Linked DNA regions of Homo sapiens: region 1 is linked to region 2. A link is a loop called in an ENCODE intact Hi-C map of the cell type or tissue named here. Cell type or tissue: ascending aorta. All regions are shown on one strand. Links, peaks and the distances in the headings refer to the core of each region. The heading gives the core; the rest is flanking DNA. Region 1 has its middle 360 kb from the start of OSTF1. Region 2 holds the start of LOC105376091 (a long non-coding RNA gene).

Region 1 (10,122 bases), core at 1,748-6,747, 400 kb before region 2:
GCTATACGTCCATATCCAGGTACTTGTAATATGATTTTTCTTTTTCTTTCCTCTCCCTCCTTCCCATCCTCCCTCCTTCTCTTCTCTGCTGCTACTGAAAACAGCCCAGCATTAGATAACTCCCTTGATTCTTTTTTAGGGATGAAGCAGTCATTTTCAGTCAACAATTCAGCTTATCAGGAGAAAATGACACAGAGTGGGGAGTAAACAAGAAAATAACCAGGGGCCTACTTTGAAGTTCCTTATTGAAAAGCAGGCAAGTCTTCCTCCTTCCTCTTACAAAGAGAACTCCCTCACAGGCATCTTCCCTCTCTGCCTGGGAGATATCCCTTCCCTACTACTTGTCTGCATGCTCCAAAAAGAATTTTGACTGTCTTCTCACCCAAGCACACTTTTTTATTTAACAACAACAAAAAAAATCCCCCAGCTATAAAATGACAACTGAGCGCACACATGCAGAGCTACCAGGAAATCACAGTTCTTGCCAGCTTGGATGGCCCAGCCTAGACTATTTGCACTGAGGCTGAGGGTGTATAAACCACTGCTTTGTTGGACTCTCAGGGTGAGAGGAAATTTCTTAACCAAGAGCTCCGCATGGAAAACATTGTTTCTGTAACAGCCTGAGGTCAAACTCTGGGGATAGCTAGCAAGAATTCCATTGGCAGTGTTCAGTTGTCTTGAGGTTATGAAGGGAGAAAGGAATCCCTTTCCCTCTCACCACCTCCAAGATTCAGTGGGGCCTGGATTCTGAAGAACTCTGTCTGCCTCAGCCATTTTTGAAGTGTTCTTAAAAGCAGAGGTATGAATTGCAGCTGAGGTTGTCTTTGTGGTGAAAAAACTCTTAGGCTTGAGGAAGCACTGCCTTTTTATCAGAAATACCCACCAGGTAGGAAAAGATAGAGATTAGAGGCACTGAGGAGTTGCAGACCTCCAAGATCTTGCTTATGTGCTTAGAAAATGATACAGCATTATCATGTATTATGTTTTGCAAAGGCTGTTATTTTCAAGGAACTGGTCCCACTAGGATATTCTTAGAACATTTTGAAGTAACATCCTTAGGAGATCGTAGTCATAGGCACTATTCAATCACAAAGGAGACTTTTAAGCCAACTGTTTTCAAATCTTATTTTAAAAAGTTTAAAGAAACAACTTTCAATAAGTTTGGAGATGAGAAAATCCAAATGCAAGGAACTGGGGTGGTGGGAGCCGGGGACAGGGGAGGATGGAGCAATCACTTGGGAGTGAAGGTTAATAGCCACCTGAAAAATCTCTGACTCAGCAAACTTCTTAATTGTTTTCCCTCTAAACTTTCTACCTTCTAACATCCATTTCTAGGACATGAATAGATGGAAGAGGAAAAAGGCCTACCGGAGGTGTCTGGGACTTCTGCATGTGTTATCTCTGTGGCTGGTTTTTGTACCTGCCTCAAAAGCAGATGGATGATCAGGGACTGTGGCTTGCATCTGTAATCCTAGCACTTGGGGAGGCTGAGGCCAGAGGATAGCTTGAGGTCAGGAGTTTGAGACCAGCTTGGGCAACATAGCAAGACCTGTCTCTACAAAAAATAAAAAAGATTAGCTGGGTGTGGTGGCGTGTGCTTGTGGCTCCAGCTACTCAGAAGGCTGAGGCAGGAAGATCACTTGAGCTCAGGATTTTAAAGCTGCAGTGAGTGATGATTTCAGTACTGTACTCCAGTGGATGGCAGAGTGAGACCCTGTCTCTGAAATTAAATAAAAATGAAAATAAATTTTAAAAAGCAGATCAATATGAGATGATCAAGGTCCTCTGAATGGCAGAAGGCAGGGCCATGCTTACCTTGGAGCTCCTAGGATATTGACTGGTGCAAGGTGGGTGCTCAAATAATACCTGATAAATACGAGAAGAGTGGAGGGGAAAGAGGGAGGGAAGCAGAGAGAGAGAGAGAGAGAGACAGTACAAGACAGAAGGGGGAGGGAGGTCCCTCAAGTGTGTACTCTGAAACCTACCTGACTTAATGACTTGATTGTACTGAATTATCGCCTTGAGGAATCAAAGAAATGAACAGGAACTTAAAAATATTTTTTAACCCTAATTCAGCCTCCATTTACATTTTGGACTTACCCAATACAAGGATCTTTAAAGTTCAATTTGTGAAAACACCTGGTTTTTAGTATCTACTATCTTCCTTCATTTATTCTCTGGCATACAGCCAGTCACGCCCACCTGCGATGAGCTTCAAATTTGGAAGAAGAGGAAAGAGTGCATTCTTAGAATGAGGTGACCAGAGGTGCTGGGTTTGAGATATGCCTTGGGGGCCTCTACGTAGCCGTCATCTTTCTTATTCCATCATGCTTTAGTCCTCATTTGGGGTCAAACACCAGAGCATAACCTATTGTAACAACTGAGCACATATGTAGGGAAGTGATAGACATCTATCTAGACTTCCTCAAAAATAATCAAGAACTGTCCCAAGCTGGGGACATAAGTACGTGGGAGGGATGGGATCAAGGATACAATCAAGTGTGGGAGGATGGTTTAATCTCTTATGCTATATGGATTTTCATGTGATTAGTACCACCCGGTAGTAGTTTTCAAATGCCTTGCAGTACCTGGATTACAAAGATCAGGAAGTGACATTTTCTACTCTTGACTTTTAGTGATTATGCTTTTGTGAATTACTCCATGTTCTTAGGTACGAAATAGATATGATCTTGCAGTAGGATTTTATTGTGCCTCTTTTTTGGAAGGAGAGAGCTAGGGGACTCATTGCGTCAGGAATCAATAGTGAGTCGACACCTTTTCGGGCTTCCTGTTGTTAGAGGTGGGGCTGCAGAGGGATAGAGAGTGCACAGAGGTGTGTAGCCCTCTAGGTGTGCCTGCTCCAAATGAGGCCGGTGGGCCTGCAATTTTGTGAAAAGTTTGCTGAAAACGTTCTGGGAGGCAAGAATATTCCTTTCCCAAATACCTCTCATCACAGCAGGAGGTAAAACAAGACACCCCAGGAGGTAAAACAAGACACCCCAGAATTAACCTGAATTGAAGGGGAAAAAGATCCTTGAAAAAGCAGTATTGCAAAGCAATATGACATTAATCATGCTTCCCGACTTTTGATTTGCTACAGTCTAGATCATGTTTCTGACTTTGAAGAGTCTCCAGTTCTGATCATTTGAAGAGGATTTTAGGCTCTGGCAATGAGCCATATGAAAAAAAAAATGCCCACCAGATGTATCACTCTGGCTTCATTTTTTGTTCTCTCTTTGCTTCAGGCACACTGAACTTTTCTAGGACCTGAAGTTGCCTCACTATCCCTGCTGTATCAAGCACTTATGCCTCACTGGTGCCTCACCTCCTCGTTGGCTAATTTCAATGCATTCTGTGGTCACTGAGAAGCCTTTTCTAACCCCCAAGGCTGGGCTAAGATCCCTGCTCTGAGCCCCACATCATCCTGTGTTCCCTCAGGCCCAGGGATTAACCCGTTGCATTGGCAAGGTTTGTTTACTTGTCTGTGTCCCACTAGACAATGGGAAAGTTATATTTAAGTTTTCTGTGCCCCAATGCCCTCGTCTGTAAAACGGGAGCTTTAGGTATACCAATCATGGGATATGTGAAGATTAACTGAGTTAAAGTATGTGAAGCAAGAGAGGATCTCTGGCATATACTAAATGCTGACAATTGTGAGCTATTATTTTTATACTTGAGGGCAGGACCCATATCTGTCATTTTTATGTCCCTACAGCTTGCCTCAGGGCCAGTGCAGAGTAAGCTGCCAAAACTACTTATTAAATACATTGGAGACACTCAAGAGCTCTGTAAAGACTGAGTCACAGTTTTAGGAACATTGATGTCTTTGGCAAGATTCCTGTGCCTTTGTAAATGTCCAGACTCACTCCAGCTGCCTCTCTGATATGTGGAGGCAGCAATGTCTTTGACCTCAGCACAGGTGCAACTGGGTGGCCCCATGAGAATGACAGAGCCTCTCTTCTCTCAGTAGTCAGGATTCTGCTGACCTGCTTACAGGGCACTAAATACCTGAGGAGGCAGGAGCTTGGGGGAAAGCTGAGAGGTATCTATCCCCATCTACCTACTGAGAGGATTTTAAGAAACACAGATAAATGCAAGAGACAACACGGTCATATAATGGGAAAAGAGCGTGGCTTGGAGGTGGACACACTTTGTTTTGCATTCCAGCTCTGCAGTGTAACCAGATGTGGTTTAGTTATTAACCTCTCTCATCCCTGGTGTCTTCATCCATAAAATGGGAATTGTGGGCTGTGGAATTAGTAGGACTGGAGTTAGAAAGCCAGTTTTGCTATTTACTAGTTGTGTGACATTGAAGCAGTTACATAACCTCTTTAAGCCCCAGTTTTACTAATTAATAAAATGTACTTAATAATCATATCAGATAACAGGTTGTTATGAGATTAAATAAAATAACATACATAAAAAAGTTAGCTTAGGAAAAGTATGCAATAGTGAAAGCCTCGACTGTCTGCAGTGGTGCTGTAAATTATTTCTTGAAATATAGCAATTGAACGTGATAAAAAGAATTCTGATGTGTTGGGCAGAAGCTTACAAAGATGTCTTCCAAATCGCAAACAACATGCATTCCTCTCAGGAGACAATTTTATTACAAAGAATGGCAACCCAACTGGAGGCACAGACATCTAATTTGTTTTAACTCTCCGTAGCATTCAGAATCATTTGTAATATTCCATTTGCCCTGGTTGCTTTTAGCAAGAAGTGTTTTATCACATAGAGAAACACATCAGTGACCATCTCCTCCTTAATAAACCATGTCTTTAGACACAGCATTGTGCAATATGATTACAAGCCATTATGGGATGTTCCTCTTACTACCAAGAGCAATGGAGCAAGTGATGTTAATATTATTGAGACTTTGCCTGGCTCAGCTGGATTCCACTAATACTTCCTTTTAGAAAGCAGTACCCAAAAATGGCTGATGAATCTGATTGCCAGCCCAGCTCGACAATCTTCAGACTACATTTTTGCATGTTTCATGCTTTGGAACAGAACACTCTTAAATTGTTCTGTTTTTAACTGCTGAATTGCATTTCATCTTGAGATCACACTAAGGGGGGAAAATCTTAACAACTTTAGCAAAATTTTTGGTTTAGCTGTTTCACATTCCTCTGCTTTACAATGAAAGTATCTCTTTATGCTTCTTGGCATCTGGGAGTAGAATATTGTGTATTTAACAGAGTCTTGGGTGACAGTGGTGTGGTGCTGTTGAGTAATTTATTGGCAGGTCTTCTGCAGTGGATCCCTCAATACAAGCATGTGGCCCAATTTCCAATTACAGTGTTTCCATTAGAAATATCTTCAGGACATAGTGTCTAAGACAGAGGGAAAAGAGTAAGGACACATCTGCCTTAGAGCCCTGAGGACAAAGAACGGAATGTAAAATGGGCCACACTGCACTTGTTGGTCCCCATCCTATTGTGATATTCTTGTATTTAACTTCTGCTGCTCCAGGCTGAGCCTTTACGAAGTTTCTAAAAAGTGTCCTGTTTCCATGTCAGTGATGGCCTAGAGGCAAAAAGGAAGTCCAGAATAAAACCACTATCTGAGAACTCTTTTGTTCAAATATTTCTTGTGCAAACACAATGTGCAAGGCCAATGCCAGGCCCCAAGTATTCAATGTAGGACTCCTGGGCTTTGAGGACCTTAGAGGGGGAGACACACACATGCAATTAGAATATGCGGTGAGGTATATCAGAGGAGCTAATGAAGAGCTTGAGATGCACAGGATGGAGAGTAACTGTGCCGGGAAAACTGGGGAAGCTGTAATTGAGGACACAGCATTTGGGATATGCCTCAAAGGATGTCCCATGCCTCCAAGAGTGTCCAAAAGTGACCAAAAGGCTCTTCTGTCAGATAGAAACACAAACAGTAATAACAGCATACTTTTGCAAAATGCATCTTAGGTTTATGAAGTAGACAAGGCAGTTGGTATTTCCTCCAATGTATAGCAGAAGTAACGATGTCTGAAGAGCAAGAATCATTTACCCAAGTTACCATTGGCAAGCAAGGATAAAGCCGGGACAAGGAAATAGGTCAGGATCCAAATTCGGGTTTCCTTAATGGCTTCTTGGTCAGCATGCTTTCACACTCAGCACCTGTGAGAGGAGAAGGTCCATGTGCATCAGCAGCTCTGATTGCTGTGCAACCCCTCCTGAAGTGCTTTGGGTAATAGTGCATTTTGCCAGCTGCCTAGATTGGGCCAGCCCGGGCCACAGTCCTGTGCATTTGGGAACCCATGATGGGGAGAAGGGCTAAGGCAGGAGCAATGTCCCAACAGTTACCCAGCTCCCTGCACTTTCCCATCAGAGCCTCTAGGTGAGATTGTCATCAGGGACACCTGCCAGCAGCCAGACCCCAGGGTGGGGTGAACGTCCTTATCACCAGGGTGCTTTGTCTCTGTATGGGTTGTTTTATGAGCCTTATTACAACAGCTCTGTGATAGTGGTATGACAGATAGGATTTTCTTAGTGGAGACAAGGATACTGAAGTGCAGAGAGGTTAGATAACTTGCCTACATGACAAATAAATCAGAAAACTGGGGCTGAAATTCAGATATACTTTTAGTCCCACTGGCTCTCAGTCTGCTGAGGAATTTGGTGTCTCTTCATCATGGTTCCTAGAATTCTTTTGATAGGAAACAATGCCTTTACCCTCTAATTGAGCCATGGTTTCAAATGAAGTATTAGTCTGCCTTCAATTCTTGCCAAATCATAAGTCATCTATATTAGGTCTATCCCTGATAGCAATTTTTGATGAGTGGGAAGGGCTGTGGGAGGGAATACTGAGATATTAATATTCTTCAGGGATGGAAGGAGAGAGAGGGAGGAAAATGCCCTCTTCTGCCAAAGTGGGTGTGTGAAAACAAGAACCGAATACCGAGCACCCTCACCTGTGACCCCAACTTCCCCATAGTCCCCCTGTTCTATGTACATATATTCTACATCAAACCCCTTTTCCTCAGACATGACACTGCTTCTCCACTTTGAAGCTTGGCTCATGCTGTTTCATTCAGCATTTTTGCTTGCAAACATGATACCATTTTCCTATGGTCATTTCAAGTTTTTGTTTTGATGCTCCTGCCTGGATTCATTCTCTTGTTTCATACAAAAGGTCTGAGCACTTTTGAGGTTTCTTGGCACTTACTGTGTTGTACCTTGAGCTAGAGTTGAGTTGTGTTCTTGGCTAATTCCTCCCACTGAGTGCAGAGGGCAAGACCGATGTCTTAGTCATCTTAGTAGATAGTAGATATATAGAGATATCGATGTAGATGTATACTTACATCAAGAGTATAGTAGGCACATGATCACAGAACAGGGACCATCTAAGTTTTTGAATATAATTTATGATTCTGCTTAGGATCAGCTCTGTTCCATGGGAGGCCCTGTTATGAGGCCATAGAGAGCACCTGGACTTTAGGAGGGGCACTTAGTTTCCTGAATGAACTACTTGAACCATGGATAAGGGTTGGGTGAAGGAGAAACCCTCTGGAAAAAAAGATGCCCAGGTCCAAATAGTTGACCATCTGTAGCCTTTTCTCCAAATCTGTAGCATACTCCATTGTAGACAGTCCTATCCAACTGCTTAACTCTAGTGACCTGGCCAGGGCAATGTAGTCAAGGGGAGAGACAGGCCATTATGTCCCTCATTCCTGATTCTGAAGTGCAGCTGCTCAAATGCTGTTTACTTGTGAATGCATTGGCTTCTTTCCAGCCAATGTGGAGAAATCTCTGACTCACAGTAAGAACTTTGCAAAATGACCTCAGTATAGTGAATGAGAAAAGGCAATTGAAGTGTAGGTGTTTCTGGGTGCAACAAGGATCCTTGGATGTCAGCAGCTCATTTAATATGCATAGCACTTGACAATTTACAAAAGAGTTTTACACGTCTTTCTTCATTTGGCCTCCACAATTAGTTCCAGAAATCAGTAGAAGAGTAATTTCACTTCCTCTTTACAGATGGGGCTCAGAGAAGAGCCTTGTCTGTGACCACATGGCTAATAGTGGGCAGGTGCAGGAGAGATTCTTGAATCCAGAACTTCATTTGCCAAGTCTAGAGGTATTTCTGTTATCTGTTATCCTCAAAGCATCTTAGATAACATCCACCCACCCAAATGAAAAGGATAAGAGTGTCCAGGAAGTGAAATAAATACATAAAAGAAGAGAGAAGAGAACAATAAGTGAAACTATCTGAGAATATGCAAACCAGAGCCAGTGCAGGAAGGAATGTATTAGCTTTATTTTGGCAGGTAACTTTTTTTTTTTTTTTTGCTTTTTAGAGAAAGAGAATGAGAAACATGAAGAAGGAGTAATTTGTTGTCTACCCCAACATTCCTTCCTTGACACCAGTACTTATTTCCCAATAGAAAGGCTGGAAATGGCCAACACTGCTTTTCCAGGCGTCCCTGCAGAAAGGCATGCATGTGTGACTTAATCATGGCCAGTGAGACGAGAACATATGTCTTCAGAGAGCCTTCTGGGACAGATTTTCCTCCTGGTTCTGGGTATGAAGCTTGCTCAGTTCAGTGCCTGTGGGATTCACTGATAACATGAAATACACTGATCCACAGCTTGTCTGAGATGAATGCATGTGCTGTGTGATCCTGAAGTTCTTTATGTCTGTTGGCTTTTCATAGTACATCTGCTGGAAAGAAGAGCCTTTTTGGACATTTGTAAGCCCTTTGTGATGGGAGGGGAGTAAGTCTGTAAGTATGTGTGAAAAGGGGCTGCTATAATGTAAAGCCAACTCACCAAACATGGGCTTTGCAGTAATAAGGATGGGAAGCTAAAGATCAGGCCTCATGGAAAAGAATTTCCCCCTTTCTTTGACTTGGCCTATAAATGTAGCTTTTCTGACTCTTTTGAGGCCCTGTTGCTTGTCTTGTATTCAGCACCTAATAATGTTGTTGCAAATGTCAGGACTGCAACAAGCTCAGTTGTGTTGTAGCAAGTAGGAGACTGCTACAAAATGGGAAGAGTCACTAATAGTTTTGGCAACAAAACATGACAATGTGCATATTACCAGAGGCAATTATGTGCATCTCATGGGGATTCAATAGACTCTGGGACTGACTTTAATGACCTGAAAATCCACTTGCCCTTTTTGTTTTCTCTGTTATGTCCAAGTAATGAAAATATTGAGAAAGTTATTGTAACTATAAAATTGCAGCATAGTTCCTTTTTTAAAAAAATAAAGCCTGATCTATCTTTTGACTTGCAAAATGGTTCATTATACTTTGATTCAAAGAGAGAATAAAACTGAGATAGTAGGAAGGGACCAGCTCACTTTGTCTGAGTCACTTGGTACCAAACAATTTGGGCACCAGCCCAGGATAGATGAGTTTTTACATTGCTACATTGGAGCAGAGAGCCAGTTCCACATTCAGTTTTCAGAAAGTCTCCAAAGACCAATGGTCAACTATAACCTGTATTTATTTATTTATTACTAATTTTTAAAATGTGTATGTATTCCTGGGGTACAATGCAATTTTGCTACATTGATATATTGCACTGTGGTGAAGTCAGGGCTTCACTGGGGCCATCACTGGAGTAGCACGTGTTGTATCCACCAAGCAGCCTCCCATTAGCTATAATCTTATTAATGTTATTCCTGAGAGGCTTTGGAAAGACTTTCCTAAATTGGATGAGAAACTATTCATGAAATATAAAATGTAATCAACAAACACAGAAGTAGATTCCTCATTTCAGTCAAACTACTGTTACCTGTGGTCTCATTGTGCTACTGCTCGGTTGTAGCTCTTGGAGTGAAGCTACCCCTTAGGATGCCTGTAAGTGACAACAACAACAAAAAACTTAGCAGATTAGGACTACATCTAAATATTTTAGCTTAATAATAGGTGTCTACCAAAAATAAAACCTCAGACACAATTCCTAACAGTGAGATGTTAGTGGAATGCGCTTTAAAATCAGAATAAGATAAGCCTGTCAGCTCCCATCACTTCCATTCACCACGGGAGGTCCTTACCTGTGTAAAGGTATGAAAATAAAGGATATGGATTGGATTTCTAAAGCCGGAAGGAAACAGAGAGTAGCATACAAAAAGAGATATTAATGGCAACACGGTTCAAGAATATATTTAGTAAAT
Region 2 (10,122 bases), core at 3,274-8,273:
CATCTGAGAGACCTTGGAAAATTATGCAATCCCTCCTATCTTCAATTTTATCACCTCTAAAATAGCAAGAATAATATTATAGAGTTCACAGAGGCTTGATAAGGTAATTAACATAAAGCACCTACGGAATGCATAGTAAATAAATATTACTTATTACTTACCATTAATATTACTTTTTCAAAACATTCCTTGAAATTTCTCTTTTCTTATGACTTTATTCCAACTCTCACAGCCTGATTCAAGTGTTTAGGAATACAAACAAACTTTTTTTGTTTATAAACAAGAAACAGGATCTTTTTAAGTATGTATTTGTCAGGTTGGGTTTTGGGAAATGTATTTGATATTTTGATATACAGGTCACATTCACCAGTTGGTTGACTTTTGATAAGGTGGGTCAATGTGTGATGAACTATATGTCATTCTATTATAAATTCTTTAGTATTTCAGGATTTTAATTCTAATTTTGGTGTTTTTTCAGCAGTATTATAGGCCTCTGAGAAAGATTATTGTTTTTCTTCCACAAAGTAGAGTGGCCTGGCATACCCTATCAGTGACTTTAGCAGTCAGCTATAAGAAAGCTAGCCATTATACTACAGCAGACCACATCTTCAGGTTCTCCAGGCCCCAGCCATGTGAAGTGGGCTTTATTCTGGGACTCAAAATGATTGAATGGGCTTCTCCTTCTCTGAAAGAAACAGCCAAACAATTCCATGTTTTCCACAATTCTAAATTACTTATTTTGGGGGTGGGAGGTAATATTTGTTATATCTTACTTTTTGACAATTGGCCGAAGGTAAAAGAGAAGGTACATGGTTTCTCTCTGCTCATTTACCAAAGACTCTGATCTTAAATGGAGAAGAGTGTGTTCCAAGATCCATTCCACCCCCAAGCTGCCAGCTGTTGTAAGGGGGTCTAACTGAGCCTTTCCAGATCCTTCAGCTTTATCCCTTCCTCCTTCGTGAAGCCTTTTCTATAGTAAGCGCAATCAAGTCCCACACTCAATTTAGTCCTTATACACTGTCTTCAACATTTGGTCTTTATTGCTTTATCAATCCCAGTAGACAGTAAGCTCCTTGGGTGGGAAGACCATGTCTCGTTCTATTGTAACCAGCACAGTCAAAAATATGCAGTAAGTGCTCAAAGCTGATCTCCAGTCATGTGTCACTTAACAAGCAGATAAGCTCCGAGAAATGCATCATGAGGTGATTTTGTTGTTATGCCAACATCATAGAGTGTACTCACACAAAACTAGATTTTCTAGCCTACTTACATACCTAGGCTACAAGGAGTAGCCTATTGCTCCCAGGCTGCAAACCTTAACAGCATGTGACTGTAATGAATACTGTAGGCAGTTGTAACACGTTAAGTATTTGTGCATCTAAATATACTTAATATGGAAAAGGTACAGTAAAAAATAGTATTTAAAAGATTAAGAATGGTATACCTATAGAGAGCACTGATATGGTTTGGCCTTGTGTCCCCACTCGAATCTCACCTTGAATTGTAATAATCCCCACGTGTCATGGGAGGGACCTGGTGAGAGGTAACTGAATCATGGGGGCGGGTTTTTCCGCTGCTGTTCTCGTGATAGTGAATAAGTCTCATGAGATCTGATGGTTTTATAAAAGGGAGTTCCCTGCACATGCTCTCTTGCCTGTCACCATATAAGATGTGACTTTGCTCCTCCTTTGCCTTCCGCCATGATTTTGAGGCCTCCCCAGCCATGTGGAACTGTGAGTCCATTAAACCTCTTTCCTTTCTAAAGTACCCAGTCCCAAGCATGTGTTTATTAGCAGTGTGAGACCAGAGTAATACAAGCACTTACCATGAATGAAGCATACAGGACTGGAAGTTGCTCTGGGAGTATCAGTGAGTGAGTAGTGAAAGCAAAGGCCTAGGACATTACTGTACACTACTGCAGACTTTATAAACACTGTACATTTAGGCTACACTATATTTACTTAAATTTTTTTTATTTCTTCAACAGTAAATTAACCTTATCTTACTGTAAGGTTTTTACTTAATAAACTTTTAATTTTTTTTAATTTGTTGAGTCTTTTGTAATAACAGTTTAAAACACAAACACATTATACAGGCATAGAAAAAATATTTTCTTTTTTATATTCTTATTCTATAACTCTTTTCTCTTTTAATTTTTTTATTTTTTTAACTTTTGAAAGTTTTCTGTTAAAGATGAAGACACAAACACACATATTAGCCTAGGCCTGGAACATCAATATCATTGTCTTGCACCTCCACATCTTGTCCCAGTGGAAGGCCTTCAGGGGCAATAGTACACATGGATCTGTCATCTCCTATGATAACAATGCCTTCTTCTAGAAACCTCCCAAAGGACCTGCCTAAGGCTGTTTTACAGTAAACTTTTTGAAGGAAATAATGTATACAGTGGTCCATTTTCAAGACAAAGTGCCTTGAATTGACTTAGGTTAGCAAACTACAGAAGAAACAAGATATACTAGGCCACTGCTTGGCTAGCCAATGCCTGCTTGTCGGCCTCCCCCTCCCCTTTCTTCCCCCCAACGCTTAGTTGCCCTCACCAGAACCAAAAAAGTTTAGTCTAAAATGAAAGCTTTCTAGCCTGCAAAATAGCTCGCTTTATCTATTCTTATCAGCCTGCCCAGCTACTTAGGTCATAAGTCAAATATTTAAAGAGCCCCTGAGCTAACTAGGATTGTAATGCATTGTGGGCTGCAACAAAATGCGGCAAGACAACCCTAAAGAAAACACCTAAAGCCCCTACCCAACAATCAATAGGCAACGTCCAGGAAGATTGTGACCCCATAGCACTCAGCCTCTAAGGAACTGGGGGAGGGACTTGCGCACTAGGGGATAAACTGCTTGTTAAAACTGTACTGGGTGTGCCTGTCCATCAAACACGGATCTTGCAAGACTGTCATTAAAAGTCTCACTTTCGCTGTTCTCCGGGTCTCTAAGTCCATTCTTTGGGTTTGAATGGGTAAGTTTGTTTCTCATACTTTTTTAATAAGCAGAGGCAGTACACTCTAAAATAATGATTAAAAGTATAGTATAGTAAATACATAAACAAAATAGTCATTTATTATAATTATCAAGTATTATGTACTGTACCTAATTGTATCTGTTAGACTTTTATACCATTGGCAATGCAATAGGTTTGTTTATACCAGCCTCACTACAAACACCTGAGTAATGCATTGTGCTATGTTATTAGGACAGCTAGAACATCACTAGGCGACAGGAATGTTTCAGTTCTATTATAATCTTTTATAGTCTATTATAATGGACCATATATATGGCCACTGTCATATATGTTATCATTAACTGAAAAGTTGTTATGCAGTGCATGACTATATTCTGTCGTTGCAGCTTATTGTCTAAAACTATGTCCTTTCTCAGTCCAATACAAGTATTCCCAGCAGTGGTGTCTCAACTATCATCTAGACTGCAAACGTCCTGAGAGGTAAGGGCTGTTACTCAACATTATATCCCCACAGTCCAGCCCAGTGCTTGACTCACAGTAGATACTGCAACAAATTGCTAATTTGAATAGAATTCTCAAGAGCGTCTATGCTAAAAACTTTCCTTCCCTCTTCCTAAATACCACATTAAGAAATATCTCACCAGGCACAGTGGCTCATGCCTGCAATCCCAGCACTTTGGGAGGCAAGGGTGGGAGATCGTTTGAGGTCAGGAGTTCAAGACCAGCCTGGCCAACATAGTGAAACCCCGTCTCTACTAAAAATACAAAAATTAGCTGGATGTGGTGGTGGGTGTCTGTAATCCCAGCTACTCAGAAGGCTGAGGCAGGAGAATTGCTGGAACCCGGCGGAGTGGAGGTTGCAGTGAGCCAAGATCCCACCATTGCACTCCAGCCTGGGTGACAGAATGAGACTCTGTCTCAAAAAAAAAAAAAAAAAAAAAAAAAAAGAAAGAAAAGAAAAGAAAAAAAGAAGTATCTCTACTTTTTCTCTCATTTGTTTCTGGACTTCCAAGTACTGCAGAGGCTCCTTAAATAGATGCAAACTAAAGCCAATACTCTAGGTCAGGAGTGGGCAAACTATAGGGTCAAATTCTGCCTGCTACCAGTTTTTATAAATAAAGTTTTACCGAAACATAACCACGTCTATTTGTGTACGTAGTGCCCATAGTTGCTTTCTGGCTACAATAACAGAGTTGAATAGTTGCAACTGTATGGCCTGCAAAGCCAAAAATGTTTAATATCTGCCACTTTACCGAAAAGCTCGCTGATGCCTGCTCTAGTTTACACTGCAAACCACTGCGCTTCTTAGTTGTGAAGAGAAAAAGAAAAAGAAGCTCTGAAAATTTCCAGGTAGAGAAAGTAATAATATTTGGTGATAATTTTATAATAAAGGTAACCTTTCTTGGTATATTTTACACATATATGTAAAAGCATATTTACAAAATTATTTTACACTTGATTCTATCACATCTGGATGATGTAGGCAGGGCAATTATAGCTTCATTTCACAAATGAAGGAATAAAAAAATTAAGTGACATGTTCTGGGAGACAAAATACTTTTTTAAAAAAATTTAACATCTGTTTGAGTCTTTTCATAACACCTAGTTATTGAACAATAACAACATAAAAAGCAAACAAAAACCCACTCTGCCTTACCCCCTTATTTCTTCTTTACCATTAAGCTGGTTAGTACATGAAGGTCTCCAGTGCTGGGCTTTGGAGAGTTCTGCTTCATAAAAATTTCCATGCTAAAGGCCTTGTGGTCTTATTATATAGGTAGAATTTATTCCATTTAAATTGTTTTGGGCCCCATTTTCTGGGATAGTTCTGTCTGTGCTCCAAAATATATCTGCAGAATGGATAAAGTTGTGAGGGTCCGGTTGCCTTGAGGAAGCTCTCCATCTCAGTATTCTCCTATTGGAGAGTAGCTGTTAGTATATTCTTTCAAATGCTTCTGTAAATGCACCCAAGTTAAATATCGTATTAGAGAAGGCTTATGACTTTTGGTCAACTCACAGGCTCCTGAAGTGTACACAAACAGGCCCATGCATCCATCTCTGTCTATGAAAATAGGACTGTAGCCGGAACAAACTGATGAGAAATCTCATCACAACCTCCTCGTTGGTAAATTCTGAAAGTGTGAGTGATCCCATTTCAGGCACTGGCATCTCCCTAACTAGCCAATGGCTCCTAGTAGTGCCTTAGCAAGAAACTGGTTGCTTATCAAATATATTATATATAATTAGCAAATAGAAGCCAAGACATTTGAGCAGGTCTGCTGTAAACCATTCAGTCATGCAGAAGGAAGGAAGAGGGAGATGACATCTGAGGTAGACAACAATTCAGAGAAAGTTTAGCAGAGTTTAGCAGAGATGCAGCCTTCTTGGGGCAAAAACTAGTCAGCAAAGTTCAGAGTAGTGCTTCTCCAACTTTAGCTTTATAGTGCAGCAGAATCACTTGGAGGAATTACAGGAATCACCTGTAACAGATTGCTGGGCCTCACCCAGAGTTGGCCAGCACTGGGGCTTGATAATTTGCATTTCTAACAAGTTCCCAGGAGATTCTGAGGCTGCTAGTTCAGCGACCACCCTTTTAAGAACCATGCTGTAGTCTAGAACCTAGACTCTAGACCAGTGTTTCTCCAATCTTAATGTGCCAATGAATCAATCTCCCTGGAATCTTATAAAATGCAGATTCTGATTCTGCAATTCTGGAGAAAAGAGGGCTGAAATCTTAACATTTCTAACAAGGTCCCAGATGCTGCTGACTTGGTATATCTGGCCCCAGTAGACTGGATGTTGTATACAGCGTGGGATTCCAGACTGCTCCCTAGAACACACCATTTATTTTGCAACTGCAGTTGGGCTTTTGAAGTTTTTATGAAGTCATAGCATGCTTCAAGACTTTATATTTACATCAAGTATTTTTTTCCTGAGTCCAATGCCTGTCTTTCTTTTTCTTTTCTCCTTCTTCTTCCTTTCTTTGTTTCCTCCATAAATGGAGTTTACCCTCTCATCTTCACCTCTCAGCTGTGAATTTGTTAGAAAGTCGATAAGAGCTCACTTTAGTGAACATAGATCTGAGTCAGGTAACTTAGATTCTGCTTGGGCTGTGGCTCTAAAAAGGTGTAAGATACTGGGCCGGTCACAGAATCTTTCTCAGCCTCAGTTTCCCCAGATTCAAAATGACATGGCTGTTCTAGATGATGTTTAAGGTGCCTTGAAGCTCTCAAAGACTCCATTACGTTAAATGTAATCAAAAGCGCACCAAAAACCAATAATACGTGTGCTGCCACCTTTGGGTGGAAAACATAACTTTAGCTAGACCAGCTACAACTTTGAAACAAAAGACATTTCACTGAAACTCTCCTACCCGCAGGGCCCAACAGAAATGTAATATTTCTTCCATATGATTACAATTCATAATGGCTTCCCTTTAATATGAAATTTCAGACACAAACCAACATAAACTTGATTTTGATGTCATTTACCTTTATATATATTAAAACTTTACAGTTTGATCAATCTTCTGTGGATGTTTTTCCCATCTTAGGAAATTTTCATGGTTTCAGAAAGTCTGAACACTCCGGTTAATAATGCATTCCTATTAAATTATTGATTAGTAAGTAATTGACCAATCCCAAGAATGCACTGTAGAGAAACAGAACAAAAATACTGGCATTGAAATAAGATTAATCTGGATTTGAATTTTTGATCATTCTAGTTCCTAACTGTGCTCTTTAGTAAGTCATTTAACTTCTCTGTGTCACATCTTCTCACCTGTGAAATGAGTGTAAAATACTTCTCTTCATTGTTGAGGGGTTAAAAAAATAATGTTGTAAAGTCCTTGACAAAGTTGTTAACACTCAGTAAGTGCTCAATATGCAGGAGGTCTTACCAAATGGCCACTGCCAGGCAGCCTGTGATGTTGAAAATAAATCAGGCTTTGAAGCCAGAAATTGGTTTCAATCTCCGGCTGTTTTACTTTATGACTTTGCACAGCTCACTGAACCTCTCTAAGCCAGTTTCCTCATCTGTATAAGGATATCAAGACCTTTTGGAATTGATTGAGGATTAAATTCTAATGCTATAGACTGAATTGTGTCTCCCACTGCCATTACCCAGGAAGAGAAGCAAGTGTACATGGGTTTATAATCCACTAAGACTCGTTTCAATTTTTCACAACCACACTTTCGTCCAATGGAAGGTGGACATGACTTTTACTAGGGGAGGACAATCTCAAATCCTACAAAACTGTCTCCTGTCTCACAGGAGGAAGTAAGTTTTGCCTTAAAAGAGAGATATCTTTGGAAGGATTTCCTGCTCAGTGAATCAGAGCCCAGATCTACCAATAAAAGGGTGAATTTGTTGGCATCATTAGTAGTAAGACGAGTGCAGAAGAAAAAAAGGTTTAAGATTCTTTCTCCCAAGTTTTAAAGATCTTCTTTGGCCTCCAATTATATTTCTGACCACTTTTTTCTTGACCCCATCCTTCAAGGCACTTAACTGCCTACCACTTGCCCATACATTCCTCTTTCTGCTCTTTGGTCATCTTGGCCTTTCTCCTGGGAATTATTTTTCCCTAACCTATGGTTGGGACACATTTCTCCATGGGTTTCTCATGTTTCCACATGTTTTGTGAACAGCATTTGTGACAGACTGGTCTTTATTCTAAATCTAGACTGTTTTTCAAAGATATTTGTATAGCAAGCCTTGGAAGATAGAGATTGTGTCTTCCTCAAGAGCAAAGGCATCTACTGCCCCTTGTAAAAGATTTAGTTTCCCTAAACTCAAGGTTTCTCTCCTCTAACAAAACCCCCTGCATGTGCAGGTATTATCTGGCCCTGTTTACATTTCCCTGTGGGAATTAGAACTCAGAGAATGAATATTTTAAAATGCTGATACTCTAACTACTGCTTTTGCAGTGAATAATAAACTATTCTTTCTTTCCAGGAGCCTCATGTCTTCTTACAACATCACATGAAAGGAGCAGGCTAACTTGTTAGCTTCCAGATAGGTAAAATCTCAAGCTTTTCGCCATTTTTGACGCTTATTTTACTCCTAAATACCCAGATCCTACTTATATTTTAAAATTTACTTCAAATGCTTGTGCTTCATGAATATACTCTGGTTAGTTTTTGCTCCTATCTGTAAAATAAGGATGATAGTAATAGTATCTATCAATTTGGGTTGTTGCGCAGGTTAAATGGGTTGATATATGTAAACTATAAGTGCTATAAGCATTAGCTGTTAATATCATTATTTTTTTTTATTCCAGAGAAGTTTATGAAAGGTGACTTAGTATCCTTGGCAAATAACAGATCTAATTCAAATTCTGTTTTTACTTCTGTCCAGCTCTGTGACTTTAGGGAAAGTACTTGACCTATACAGCCCTCAGTTTTGTCACTATAAAAATGAAGATGATAATTCCTGCCATTTCAGGGAGGTTTTAGTAATAAACAAATTATATGTAAAGCACATAACACATAATAGATGTTCAAATAAGCATAAGGCTAAGTTATTATAGCACTTTCTACTTTGCATGCAACTAATCTCCCGGTATATTATTTCCTCTATCAACCTGTAACTTCAATGGAAACAAGAACTCTGGTGAATTCATCTTGATGGCCCTCAAATGCCTAGCACAAAGGAGTCAACTTTTAAGTCATTCATTCATTCATTCAGAAACATGTATTGATCACTTGCTTTGTGCCAGACATATGTATTGAGGATGCATCAGGGACTACTAATGCTAAATAGAAGCAGGAGAAAAAATACCCTCAAATTTCTTTTTTTTTTTCCTTTTTCTGGGGACATAAAGAGAAGAATTTGGAGATTAGAAGTGGGGAAAAACTTGCTTGTATTATATAAGTTTGTGAGCCAAAATGGGAAATTGCTGTATCATGAAAAGCTCATGATTATTGCATTTAATCTTTAGCTTCTTTAAAACAATCTTATTTTCCCCATTGTTGGATATTGGTTAAAATAGAAAAAAAAAGGTCACAAACCTTTTAAACTTTATTCCATGGCTACACAATTGGGTTGATTTGGATGACCCCTCACTTTCTCATTTATTCAAAAATTCTTTACATTTGTAATTTTTCTTATCCAAGCTAGTCTCCCACATGCTGTCTTTCTGATCATGGAAATCAACTTTCTTAAGAAGGCTAACCTCTTGGTTCAAGTGTGGCTGGTGGACTCCACCCCTGGCTGGGTTTTGGCATCTGACGTTGGTATAAAAGGTCTCAGCATTGTAAGTATAGGAAGGGTGGGGGCTTCCCAATGACCTCACCCTTTCATACATGAATAGGTCACTCCCAGATAACAACCACTCTGAAACATGCCAGCCGGAAGGGAAGGGTCAATTTTAGAAAGTCAACAACCCCACTACCCATTCATTCAATCATGGGCCTCAATGCCCTGAGAAAATCATTTTGCTAAACCATGGTTTCACCTACTGTAACATTATGCAAAACACACTGTCATCTCCCCAAGAGATGTCAGGAAAGACAGACAAGTAGCCCTAATTACAATCATATTCGCAACAACAAAAATGAGTATAGATATGTGTCACAAGGGATTTTTTTCTTCTCCCTTGACACTACTATGTATTAAAGAGACAACAGCTAACCTGATATTGCCCTTACTTCTCCTTGCTGGAATTTTATTGACAACTTAGTTTCCTTTCTGTGTTTCTTTATTAACTAAATCAGCACAAAACATAGGCAACAGTAAACATAAACTATTTTTATACATGCAAATTAGTGATAATACCTATCCAGAGAGTCACTTTTCTAATATGGAGTGATCCAAAGAAGGATAAAGGTAGTCTAAATGTCAGGGTCTTCATTTGTTCTCCTATCCTGCAAATGGCCCTCATGTAAGTTTCCTACATTACACTTCCAAACAAATTCAACTCTTTCAACAAGCCTGGCATATAGAGGGACTCAAAAAGTATTACCTGAATTAAAGTGAAATGTATTTGTTAAATTTTAAGGAAATAAAATATACCACTGTCATAATATATCTGGTTCTGGACTTCAGACAGGTCTTGGGGTCACAAGTTGTCACCTTTAATTTCAATAGCTATTTGTTCTACCTTTAAGCCAACTAAGATGGGTCTGCAAAGCTCCAACACCAGC

The links. Peaks named below come from ENCODE experiments on the same cell type or tissue, not always from the same donor. Only the 100,000 strongest peaks of a DNase experiment are listed, where the experiment ranks them.
Region 1: it touches region 2 in a loop (2.3-fold over the local background); 1 of 110 quality-filtered maps calls a loop at or near these places.

The regions. Positions count from the first base shown.
Region 1 is chr9:75,447,873-75,457,994 of GRCh38, forward strand. No RefSeq gene overlaps it. Among named protein-coding and RNA genes, the nearest start is that of OSTF1, 360 kb to the left of the region's middle. In ascending aorta, for the core only: no CTCF peak of the experiment used is centred there; a DNase peak (open chromatin) is centred at 3,779; H3K27ac peaks cover 819 bases.
Region 2 is chr9:75,849,441-75,859,562 of GRCh38, forward strand. It overlaps LOC105376091 (a long non-coding RNA gene), which reads left to right and starts at 3,396. Exons shown (of 3, transcript XR_929952.2): 1 at 3,396-3,460; 2 at 7,934-7,997. In ascending aorta, for the core only: a CTCF peak has its summit at 6,280; no DNase peak of the experiment used is centred there.